Linked DNA regions of Homo sapiens: region 1 is linked to region 2. The links are chromatin contacts, found by Hi-C or POLR2A ChIA-PET in ENCODE. All regions are on one chromosome and are shown on one strand. Each heading gives the region's core, a stretch centred on a gene start or an enhancer-like site at or near the end of the contact. The rest is flanking DNA. Distances are from core to core; before and after follow the strand shown.

What was found. Hi-C counts contacts between places; a loop is a spot of excess contacts on that map. ChIA-PET counts read pairs that join two places held with the same protein, here RNA polymerase II (POLR2A). Pooled maps may share reads with other maps.
Region 1: a loop to region 2 is called in a map of gastrocnemius medialis, with 6 times the contacts of the local background. The contact joins two enhancer-like sites. A Hi-C loop is called at or near these places in 1 of 168 maps with a recorded cell type or tissue (gastrocnemius medialis) and 1 of 50 pooled maps. POLR2A ChIA-PET finds 5 or more read pairs at or near these places in 1 of 52 experiments (CD8-positive, alpha-beta memory T cell).

What each region holds. Positions count from the first base shown.
Region 1 is chr13:40,535,375-40,541,499 of GRCh38, reverse strand. No RefSeq gene overlaps it. Among named protein-coding and RNA genes, the nearest start is that of LINC00598, 57 kb to the right of the region's middle. RefSeq lists enhancers at 1-218, 219-768, 769-1,318 and a silencer at 3,634-3,928. Within about 2 kb of position 4,724, at least 7 of the 41 ENCODE cell types and tissues checked have a DNase peak (open chromatin) inside an H3K27ac peak, as active enhancers do; they include gastrocnemius medialis, where a contact is called at or near this core.
Region 2 is chr13:40,233,289-40,239,914 of GRCh38, reverse strand. No RefSeq gene overlaps it. Among named protein-coding and RNA genes, the nearest start is that of LINC00548, 16 kb to the right of the region's middle. Within about 2 kb of position 3,819, at least 19 of the 41 ENCODE cell types and tissues checked have a DNase peak (open chromatin) inside an H3K27ac peak, as active enhancers do; they include gastrocnemius medialis, where a contact is called at or near this core.

The DNA of each region.
Region 1 (6,125 bases), core at 3,475-5,974, 300 kb before region 2:
AGATTACAAAATGGTGATATTCTAATTCTACCATTTCTTCTTCCTTTTTTTTTGTTTGAGACAGAGTCTTGGTCTGTCTCCCAGGCTGGAGAGCACTGGCGTGATCTCAGCTCACTGCAACCTCTGCCTCCTGGGTTCCAGCTTCAAGTGATTCTCGTGCCTCAGCCTCCCAAGTAGCTGGGACTACAGGCACATGCCAGCACACCCAGCTAATTTTTGTATTTTGAATAGAGATGGGTGTCCGCCATGTTGGCCAGGCTGGTCTTGAACTCCTGACCTCAGGTGATCCGCCTGCCTCAGTCAAAGTGCTGGGATTACAGGCATGAGCCACCATGCCTGGCCCAGTTCTACCATTTCTTCTAAATTCATTAGCTGAAAACTCTTGTGGTTATAATTCCTTGAAATGACTATTTGGATGCCCTATCCTCTATCTTGAATAGCTCCAGGAATGCCCGGAATAATTTCTAGAGTTATTTATCTGCTTTGTATCACTAGTTTTTAAGTTTTCCGCACAGTGTTAGGCTACAGTTGTTGCTTATTAATATTTACAACAACAAGAAAAATAATCATTATGTTCTGAGCACTCTGGGGGCAGGGTCTAACTGAAGCACTCATCAGATCCTCTGAGCTGGAAATTATTATTCATAGACACTATGGCTTTCCACATAAGGTGACAGATTTATCAAACAATCTCTGATCTTCCGTACGGGTTTCTTCCACGCCATTGTCTCCAGTATGGATATGTGGAAGATTTTCCTCTCCTTTAACTTTTTAGGTTTGAAAATATTTCTACCATTAAATGCCTTTCGCTGTGTGAAATAATATGAACCCAGGATAAACATTCAAATAATAGGATGTTGACTATTCCCATTAAAGTTGAAAGAGGAGGCCCATAGCTACAGCATGAGTCATCCCTACTCTGGCCGCTTACTGTGTCAAGTCAGGAATTTAAACAGATCCTTTGCCCCTCACAAAGGCTCCGTTTCCTCCTCAGTAGAATGGGAAAAAATAATACTGGGTCATGACTTTGTGCCAAAGAGGTGTTTCCCACTATAGACCAACTGGAGACAGCTTGGGCAGATGCTGGGGTCTGAAACCTTTTCCAAATAAATATAGGAGAACACCATCAGAGGGAACACGCCCTCCCTGGTGAGATTCCCCATTTTACCTTCTTCGTGGCTTAGTGTCTTCTAAAAGGAAATGATCTAAGTGACTAGATGTGTGAAGGAAATTATTAAACAGAATACTCAAAATTGGCCTTGATATGAGAGAAGAAAGTGTTTAGGGTTTGAAAGACTAATGAGTTTATGCGACATACTAGTCCCTTTCGCAGGAACAGATACTTTTCAGCTGGTTCATAGGCAGGTTTGCATTCTCTCTTGATTGGACGAGGGGGATTATTTCTTGTATATTAGGCTGCTTATGGCTTCTGCTTCCTAGCCCTTGATTCTCTTTCACAATTATCTTCCACAAGCCAGCAGTTTCTATTCCTTTGCACATTTAACTCAGCTATAAGATGATCTGTTTCCCCTCAAAACCCCACCAAAGATTGCTGTTGATTTTCTCGAAGATACAGATACTTTCAGTAAATGTTGACCCGTCTCTGTTGTTTTGAGCTGGAGAGTCAATTTTACACATAGAGTGACTGTGCATCCCAGTTTTCCCAGGACAAACTTACGCTTGTTGCCATACTGTAGTTATTAACAGTACCCTCTTTCACTTTCAAAAGTGTCCTGGTTTGAATGACAAATCACGTGGACACCCTGTTTATACACAATAGTTACCCGTTACTTTTCTTCTATTGCATAAGAGGGAAATGGAAGATCACCCTTAAAATATCACAGTAATAATTGCCTTAGAAAGATCTACTGATGAATGGTAAGTTAGAGGGCAAAAGGGAGAAATAGGATATCTACATAATCAAAGCATCTCCAAATCTACAAAGCATCTCCCCTCAAATATTTTCTAATTATAAAGGGGGAAAAGAATGAGATTACAGTGGAAAAACCTGGAAGATACCACTTTTGCCAAATGATCAAGATTATCATCACCAGTGGTAAGATAAATCGACATCATGTACTTTTTTTTTGAGACAGGGTCTCACTCTGTTGCCCAGGCTGGAGTGCAGTGGTGCCATCTCAGCTCACTGCAACCTCCACCTCCCAGGCTCAAGTGATTCTCGTGCCTCAGCCTCCCTAGTAGCTGGGATTACAGGCACATGCCACCACGCCTGGCTAATTTTTGTATTTTTAGTAGAGACAGGGTTTCACCATGTTGGACAGGCTGGTCTTGAACTCCTGGCCTCAAATGATCCACCCTACTTGGCCTCCCAAAGTGTTGGGATTACAGGCGTGAGCCACCGCGCCTGGCCTGTATATCCATATTGTACCTGCAATAATATAGCACACTGTGTTTCATGTATTACATAACCTGTATATTGCTTAAAGTATGGTTTCTACATTCTGGAAGTTAGGGAAAGGTAAAAAGACCAACGCCTTTTTAGTTGTGCAAACTTGAGTACCAGCTCTGTCCATTATTAGCCATTTGCCTTTGAGGAAATTATTTAAGCTCTTGGGCCTCAGTTTCCTCATATACTTTCTTATATGATGCACTGAAAAGGGCACGTCACCTCTGTGGGAATCTTGCCAGAAATGTATAACCTGTTTAATGGTGAGAAAACACATCAGACAAACCCAAGTTAAGGGATATCCTACAAAATATCTGACTAGGACTCTTACAAATTGTCAAGGTCCTGAAGGACAAGAAAACACAGAGGAACTGTCTCAGCTTGCAGAGCACATGAGGATAAATGCAGCAAAGGATCCTGGATTGGATCTTGAAACAGAAAAAGAAGACATTAGTGGAGAATCTGGTGAAATCCAAGTATAGGTAACAGTATCATACCAGAGTTAATTTCTTGGTTTTGATTATTGTACTATCAGTATGTAAGTCATTAACAGTAGGAGAAGCTGGATGAAGGGTATGTAAAAACTCTCTTTCCTACTTTTTTTTTCCCCAAGACAGAGTCTCACTCTGTTGCCCCAGCTGGAGTTCAGTGTCACTGTCATGGCTCACTGCAGACTCAAACTCCTGCACTCAATGGATTCTCCTGCCCCAGCCTCCCAAGTGTCTGGCATTACAGGTACGCACCACCACACCCAATAATCTTTTTTTTTTTTTTGAGAGGGAGTCTCGCTCTGTTGCCCAGGCTGGAATGCAGTGGCGTGATCTCAACTCGCTGCAATCTCTGCCTCCTGGGTTCAAGCAATTCTCCTGCCTCAGCCTCCCAAGTAGCTGGGACTACAGGAGCCCACCACCACACTTGGATGATTTTTGTATTTTTAGTAGAAATGGGGTTTCACCATGTTGGCCAGGCTTGTCTCGAACTCCTGACCTCAGATGATCTGCCTGCCTCAGCTTCCCAAAGTGCTGGGATTACAGGCATGAATCACCACGTCTGGCCCCAATAATCTTTTATATATATATTATTATTATTATTATTATACTTTAAGTTCTAGGGTACATGTGCACAATGTGTGGGTTTGTTACATATGTATACATGTGCCATATTGGTATGCTGCACCCACCCAATAATCTTTCTATTTTAATTGTTTTGCAGAGATGGGAGTCTCTCTATGTTGGCCAGGCTGGTCTCGAACTCCTGGGCTCAAGAGATCCTCTGGTCTTGGCCTCCCAAAGTGCCAGGATTACAAGCATGAGCCCCCGTGCCAGCTCTTTTAAAAATCAGGAAAGCACAGGAAAAGAGTGAGTGGGTACGCTTGGCTGGAAGTCAAGGGCCTGGCACGGGGTTGTGGAGCCAGGCTCTTCCTGGCGGCGGGGCTGTGGGGAGCTGGATGGCTGGACTGAGGTTACTGAGAGCCCTCCTCAGCCGAGCAGCAGGGGATTTACCCATCAAAGTAATCAGGGACAGAGTCTGAACCTGTCCCCATTGGCTCAAGATAATTAAAAGGGGATGGAAAAAATGTTATCTTTTAAAGGGCTTTGGGAGGTTGAGGCCTTCGCAGGAGAATGGCCAGGAGACTAGTGTGTGCAAAGAGGCAGGCGGATGATCCCCATCCTACAGGGGCATTTATTTTGTGGACACCGGGGTCACCTGGGAAGCAGGTCTGGCCTCAGTTCTCCGGCCTGGGGCACTGTTTGTTCTGTGTCTCGCTTGTGGAATAAAGAGGATTCCTGTTTCAGTGAGGAACCACACCTGCTCAGAGGGAAAATACTCTGCTTGTCAGAATCTTTCACTTTCTGTGAACCAGCTCCTTGGCCTGATAGGGTCACAGGGCCCAGGAGTGGTCAAGGAAGCTTCTGTGAATGTATTGAACGTCAAGAGTGTCCAGGGGGATGTGTGGTGTTTGGCCCGATTCCTGTCATTGCCAGTGGAAATGCCATCTCTGGAGTTTGCCCCAGGTGTTTGTGAAGCAGGTTGGGATTCGGAGCTGAACGCTCCTCTAAAGATATGTGCTGGCTTCTTATGTCATGGCTAGACAGCCCCTGCTGGGCCTGTTTGCTGTCCCTTTCTCTTTGCCCCTGAGTTGTGTCAGGAGATTTGAGGAACTTCTGACTCATCCTAGCAAGTGGCTATGGCCTTTTTGCAAAAAGCTGTGTCCCAAGGGAAGAGGCAAATGTGACCCAGGTAGGTGCCAGCAGTCACATGGCTTGCAGGGATGACAAGCTCAAACAGGACTTGATGGCTGGGTGTGATGGAAACCATAACACATGATTCTTGGGAGCAGGTCCGTGCTGGCTGGCAGGATATTTGGCTCTGTTTGTGTTTGAACAGTCTGACAACAGCCATAAAGCCTAGCAGCTGTGAGGTATTTCAGGTACCGGAGGACTTCTGGACTTCGGTTAACCTTGGGGTCTTGGGAGTAGAACTTTAGCTTTGAATAATTTAAGGGCTTGGCCTGTAACCTCACGCCTGTAACCCCAGCGCTTTGGGAGGCCAAGGTGGGCGGATCACTTGAGGTCAGGAATTAGAGACCAGCCTGGGAAACATAGCGAAACCCCCTCTCTACAAAAAAAAAAAAAAAAAAAAAAAAAAAAAAAAAAAAGAAAGAAAGAAAGAAAAAAAAAAAGAGCCAGGTGTGGGGGCACGTGCCTGTAGTCTTAGCTACTTGGGAGCTGAGGAAGGAGGATTGTGTGAGCCCAGGAGGTCCAGGATACAGTGAGCCATGATTGTGCCACTGCACTCCGGCCTGGGTGGCAAAGCAAGACCCTGTCTCACAAAAATAAAAAATAAAAAAAAAAAAAAAATAAAAAAAGGAAGCAGTGAGACAGCTCTTACTTAGAAAAGGAACCCTTAAGCCCTCTGCATATTCAGTTCTGGAGACTCTGCTAAGAGCAGCCCTTCCATTCATTAATTTCCTGAAGAAATGGATTTAGATATATTGCTGTATTTTTTTCTTCCAGAAGTTGATCCCTAGATGCCAGATAAACATCCCCTTGATCTTCTGGGAGCCTAAGGTTTTTACTTGGTCCCATGGGATGCAATAGGGCTAAGGCCTTCATGGAAAGTTGGAAGTCAAACTCGGGAGGGAGATTAGCCCAGCCTCAGCGACCCCTCCTCTTTGGACCTGTGATAGAGATTAATGAAATCCGGGGATTAGTACCGAAGATATCGTGTGCTGGCATGAGCGCGGGCTCTGGGCCTTTCTGGGTCCCAGGCTGGGAGCTGGCTGAGGCGCTGGAGAGGAGCAGTAAGGAAGGTTGGCATCTGGGTGGACCCGATGTCAGGCCTGGCCCGCGCACCCACCAGTTATGTAACCTTGGGCAAATGTCCTCCCTGAGCTGAGCCTTTCTTTCCTCATGGACTAAACAGGGTAAGACGACCTTGTTTTCCAGATGGTGTGGGGCCGGAACAGCACAGGGAGTGTCGGCACCCGCTTGGCGCTGGCGTTAGCGTCCGCAGCTCTGCGGCTGGGCTTTCTGCTCATCTCCTCGAAGGAGATCTTAGGGTCTTCATTTTGAAAAGGGGAGATGGAGTGGAGCTGCTGGGCCCGGCTGCGGAGGTGGTGGTTTCGTGCGTGGGCGCGAGGACGGCTTTGGCAGCCCTTTCCGTGCCCTTTCCATGGTGCCAGGCCGGTTCTGGAGGTGACAGGGCTGACCGGTCT
Region 2 (6,626 bases), core at 2,570-5,069:
GATAGCCAGGAGACTTGTAATAATTTAGGCAAGGAATAGTGGTGGCTTAAAAAGAGTGGTTGTTGGGAGACTGAAATACATGGTGTGATGGTGAATTGTACGTGCAACTTGACTGGGCTAAGGGATCCCAGATAGCTGGTACAACATTATTGGGTGTGTCTGTGAGGGTGTTTCTGGAAGAGGTTAGCGTTTGAATTGGTAAAGTAAAGAAGTAAAGAAGATTGCACTCCCCAGAGTGGGTGGGCCTCATCCAATCTGCCAAGGACATGAATGGAACAAAATAAGGAAGAGTGAACGAAGGGTGAATTTTCTCCTCATCTGATCTGGGCCATCCATCTTCTCCTGCCTGCCCTGAGACACTGCACCCACCCCATCCCTTTAGAGTTGGACTGGGACCTACACCATTGTCTTTGCTGGTCCTCAGGCCTTTGGATTTAGATTGAATTACACCACTAGCTTTCCTGGTTCTCCAGCTTGCAAATGGCAGATGGTGAAACTTCATGGCCACCATAATCATGTGGGCCAATTCCTACAATAAATCTCTCTCTCTCTGTCTCTTCTTCTTCTCTCTCTCTCTATATATATGTAAATATATACATACACACATACATATATATACACATATATATGTATATATGTATATGTGAGTGTGTGTGTGTGTGTGTGTGTCTGTCTGTCTGTCCATCTGTTTCCTGTTGGTTCTATTCCTCTGGGGAACCCTAATTCAACATAGTTGGATTTGGGATATTTGGGGTATTACCATAAAATTGCTGATTAGATGTGACCTTAGATAAAATGCTAAATGAGAATGCGTTATGATCTGAAAGTCCTGTCTACATGCATATGAAGTATTAGCATTGCCTGACTTGAAATACTGAAAGTTGAAGATTATGAGTTTGGGAGTGGCATGAAGCAGCACCTCGGGGAGTGAATCAGGTAACACCACACAGCACAAAGAGAAGAGGCATAACCCAGGAAGGAGAACATGAATCTGCCCAGTGGTTCTCACCTTGAACTGGCACATGAATCATCTGAGGATCTTGTTAAAATGCCGATTCTGATTCTGTAGATCTAGGGTGAGATTCAAGATCCTGCATTTGTAGCAAGTTTCCAGGTGATGCCAAAGCTGCTGGTCTGTAGGCCACACTTCCAGTAGCAAAGGGTTCAGGAGGATAATTCAGGCATAAGTTAAGGAGGGCTTAAACTGGGTCGGGAGTGTGAGTAAAGAGAGACTTTTCTTTTGTAGTGGAGGTAGAGATTGAAGAACAGAAGAGAATCATTTAAAAAGATGATGTTTTAAATCAAGTTGAGCAATAAATGATGGGGTAAATCATATAAATACTGAAATCAGGAGGAGGTTTGGGGAAGGAATTTTCTAGGCCCAGTTATTTTTTCTTGTGTTACAGCTTGGGATCTGACTTGGGTACCTGGGTTGGGAAACACCCCTCATCTATTCAGTTTTGTCTGGAGGGATGAAGGGTCAAGTTTGCATCTTCAACTCCTCTCTGTTAGACCACAGAGACTGCATGTATTTAGACAGCCCCAAGTGGAAGGAGGATGGAGACCCTCGTTCCAAGCAATGTGATTGGAATTTGAACAGTAAATCATCTTGGAAGTCAAGAAAGGCCAAGTTTTCGTGGACTGTGGAGTCTTAGTCCATGCCTATGTACTGCTGAGTGTCCTACAAGGCCAATCCCCATTCCTCTCTCCAACACATGACGTGCTTCTGGCTTCAGACATTAATGCCATAAACCCTCAGAACTAGTACCAGTGCATCTGTATACTAATATTAATGAGAGGCCACATTATTGAGCATTTGTTATGTGCCTAGCACTCTTCTAAGCATTTTATGGATATTATTTCATTAAAAGCTCACAATACGAGGAGGAAGGTATTATTATTACCCCTCCCCATCCTAAACACCACCCACCCCCATTTTATTAATAAGAACATGAAGTTTTGCAAGGTTCAGTGGTTTGCCGCGTCCCCACAATAGGGTGGCAGAACTAGAATTCTGATCAATCCATCAAGTAATTCTTTCAACAAGCAAGCCCTGGGAGTCTGGTTCCAGCAGCCTCACCTCAACCATTTGTGAAATGGTTTCCCTGGCTGCACATCTACAAAATTACTGTTCTGCTTACCTGGAGTGAAAAAACTTGGCCCAGCAATTGGGATATCTAGGCTCCAGTCCTAGCTCTGCCCCTAGTGATCAGTGTGACCTTAAGTAAAGTACTTGAATTCTTTGGGACAAAATTTTCTCATCTAGGAAAACAGAGAATTGGATGAGAGAGTGCTTTCTCAATCCCTGATATCCATTAGAATCAATGGAGGGGACTTTCACAAATACTTATGCTTCCTCTTCAGAAGTTCCATTCGCATAGTTTGGTGGACGGCCGAGGCATTCGAGCTGTGAAATAGTTTCCAAGGGATTCCAGTGGACAGCCAAGGATGAGGCCCCAGAAGATTGATCACTCTTTAAGGAAGGTCCACACCTTCCACTGTCTTCCTAAGACTTCATCATACAAATCTCTGCATGATGTGCATGTCTGACTCTTGTGACCACCAGAACAAATTTCATGATTTCATGAAGGCTTTTATTCTGGTCACAAAGCTGAGTGGCTCTGTGGTCTGCAGCATTGGGCATTAGGGAGTTCTGATCTGGTAAGAAAAATTTCAGATTTTACATTTGAAAATTATGAATATGGGAAAGAGGATTCATTTTTTTTTTCTGGGTAAAAGAAGCTCCGTCTTGGGTTGATAGGTGCAGCAAACCACCATGGCACACGTATACCTATATAACAAACCTGCACGTTCGGCACATGTATCCCAGAACTTAAAGTAAAATAAAACAAAAAAGAAACTCCATCTCGAGAATGGCTCCTCTGAGGAGACTGAAGCAGCCCTGGTACTTTGTGTGCTGAGAAATAACCTGGAGTTGAGAAATGTACCAGACTCCAGAAGCACCCGCCTCAATTTGGCCAGGAAAGTGCAGTCACTGGATGTCTGAGATATTACGCAGTGACATGAATGTGAGGCACGAGTGCTACATGGAAATTATTTCTTCCTTAGGGTTGGATGTTGAATATTCTCCTGGGCCTCTGGGAACTTGTGCTCCTATGGGGTGCATGTGGCAGCACGTGGAGCCCCACAAAACCCCACTGGATGGAGGTAGCATCACGACCAGTAATCCTTGCCCGAGGGCATTTCAGCAGCATGATTCCTCCTCACAAACTGCTTCAATACATTTTATTTTAAGATGATTTAGTTGTTAAGAATTGAGTGCATGTCTCTCTACGTTGTCCCGATGGAGTTAAGCCTGGGTGGATGCCCTTTGGATCCCCAACTTTTCTCACTTCTGGTTCTGAACTGCTGAACCCAGAGATGTTTGCCTTTCCGTGGCAGGATGACATCAGCGAGGAGGCAGTTCCTCGGCCGAGGGAGCCAAGTCCTCAGACACCATCTCGGAAGCAGGACAAGTACATTTTGTTTCTGCGATTCAACCCAGAGAACTGCTTGGTCCCTGAAGCCTGTGCCAAATGTGTTTGCGCAACCTCAGCGGCGGCTTCCAAAACGTAGTTCAAGAATTTGCCAAGGGTGTCATTTCTTTTGGGAGTGAGGATACATGGATGGCATGACTCGTGCTGGCCAGACATGAGTGAATTGGAGGCTCAAACCTCAGAAAGGGTTAGGGTCCAAAGTGACAATCTTCCTGGCTAGACTAGACATGAGACATTGCTCCAATACTCACCCCAGTGGGGACACACAGCTGTGGAGAACATTGAGATCAAGTTGGCCGGGGCATGGTGCCATCTTGTTTTGGCTAGGGGCATGCTAATGCAGTGGAAAGGAGCAAGAAAAGCTACCAATTTGGCTGCGACTCCTGGACATTTGCTCTGCATTCTTGAATCCTCCTGGTCAAAGAGAATTTCCTTGCAAGTCCTTACACTCCAGGCAATGGTATAAGAACACACACACACACACACACACACACACACACACACACACACCAGAGTTTAAACCTTTTAGGAGATAAAACTCATCTATTGCATGTGTGTCCACATACATGTGCTACCACTAGGAGAAATACAGGACTACAAAAAGTGTGCACATATAAATGACCAACATTTTAAAGGCTAAAATGGTATCTTTCAAAGGCCAATTTTATAATAAACTCTTAAACTTTGTAGTATTTTACAGTTTATAGAACAACTTCACATCTCATCTGATCAGCCTTACAACTTTGTGTATGTATTAGTTTTTTCTCTATTTTAACATCTGAGGAAATTAAAGATCAGAGAGGTTAAGTGACTTGCTCAAGATTGCACAGCAATTAAGTTCCAAAATCAGGGTGAAAAACATGGCTCCTCCCCATCTAACCTCTCTGCCACATTGGCTCTCTAGTCTTGATGTTAGAAAGACTGAAGGCCAATAGGCATGTGACTCATCTATTTATAGGACTAGATGCCAGGACCTGATACCTCGAAGTGTGGTCTGAGGGCCGGCAGCAACATCCGCTTCACCTGGAAGTCATTTAGAAATGCAGAATCTCAGGCCCACCCCAGACCTTCTGATTTTTAATCCGCATGTTTACAGAATCGCCTCTGGTGATTCATGGGTTTAGTCAAGTTTGGGTCACCCTGGAGGAGGGAGCTAGGGTTTCAGTCTCATTTCTGCCACACTCGAGAGCCCCTAAGGGCCAGAACTGCATAATCTGGGGAACTAAGAAAATGATTATGCCAGGATCCCATGCCTGCAGTTCTACCTCTGGAATGGGAGTTGGATTAACTTGCTTAGAAAACTCTCCTGGTGGTTCTCATATGCAGCCAGACTTGAGAACCATGTGAATGGATCATCTCTGAGGTTTCTTCCCATCTTTTCTGAGTCTGTGAGCCTGGTCTTTAGGGAATGGGCCTATATATGCCTCACCCCCATCTAGTGCTTTATTGACATTTCAGCATTGGTAGAGCATTTTGTACTGAACCCAGCCTTTTTCCTTCTGCCCAGAGACTTGACTTTAAAAAGCATCCCTGAGGCCGGGCGCGGTGGCTCACACCTGTAATCCCAGCACTCTGGGAGGTTGAGGTGGGCGGATCACAAGGTCAGGAGATCCAGACTATCCTGGCTAACATGGTGAAACTCCATCTCTACTAAAAATACAAAAAAATTAGCCGGGTATGGTGGTGGGTTCCTGTAGTCCCAGCTACTTGGGAGGCTGAGGCAGGAGAATGGCGTGAACCCGGGAGGTGGAGCTTGCAGTGAGCCACCGCACTCCAGCCTGGGTGACAGAGGGAGACTCTGTCTCAAAAAAAAAAAAAAAAAAAATCCCTGAGTAGGTCAACCTCATGTGGTAACTATACAGATTAGATGGGGTATTTGATTCCCTTCCTCTCCCAGGGCAACAAAGTTAAAATGTCAAGCAGGTCCCAGGCTCCCTGCTTCTATCTGAGGACCTGTGAGAGGCGTAAAGTTTCATGCAGAAGCCCCTGGGATCAGGAGGAAGGACCCGCACAGTCCACTCTTTAGGTGAAGCTCTCAAATGTCTCAGGATTGGTGGAACAGTCAGTATATTGCCAGTGCCACTAAGAACACCATGAGAGCCAGATCCCAGGGAAAGCCTGGCTGGTTTTGGTTAGGCATTGAAAGCCTCAAAGACATTATTGTGTTCATTGCACCTCTTAAGGAAAAAAGCAAAAACCAAAACACAACCTACATTTTCCCATGTGTACAGAGTCATGCTGTAAGATTTGGGAATGCGTTCACTCTCCTGTGGAGCCATCTGCTTGAATATCAAGAAAGAAAATTCATTAGGGAGAGATTAAGCCCGGGTCAGGAGAGGACAGCTGTACAGCCGAGGCCACCGAGCCAGCCCATGTGTGAAGGAGCTCGTAATTCTAGATGTCCCATATTTCACTGCTTTTTTAGATATGCAGGGATGACGCCAGGCAGTGGGACCCAGACTGATTTACTGGGTTTGGCAAAACAGTCTAGAAATTGATGGGGGTTTCTTGTAGAGGCCTGCCCTACTAGTGTTAAGGCAAGCCCGGGTGCTCATATTTTCATCTGACATCTGTGCTTGTCAGGCCTCACACTGGACATGTGAGGACATGTGCTTAATCTGGGTGCCACACACACACAAATGGGCAGCTGTCGCCATTCCTGGCTGCCACACTTGTGCCTGCTCATGTCTCACTTTGCTCACTGCTGTTCCTTTCTCCTTCACTCTCTGCTTCATGGCTTAGCAGCTGCATGGCTAATTATTTTATTTTCCCCTCCTAAAACTTCTTGGATGTCTCTCATTACCTCTCTCTTGTTTCTTCCTGACCCATCTACTCAGGGCACCATCCAATTCCTACAGAAAAGTCTCCCACTCTCCCTCCCATGCTCAGGATCCAGAGAACCAGGAAAGACCGGGGTAGAACTTCTCTTGGATCTTGGGCTAGAGGCATAGCAGGTTTTGGGCTCTTGGTTCCTGGAGTCTTCGATGCTTAATCTCTCCACATAAATTGGCTGTCCTTGACTACTGCACGGCCCGTCAGGGGTGTGATCATCCATCTGATAAAGAAGAGGCCAAGGCGAGGAAGAGTCCTGATCTCTCTGCATGTCTAACAGTGGGATTGGGATGGCGT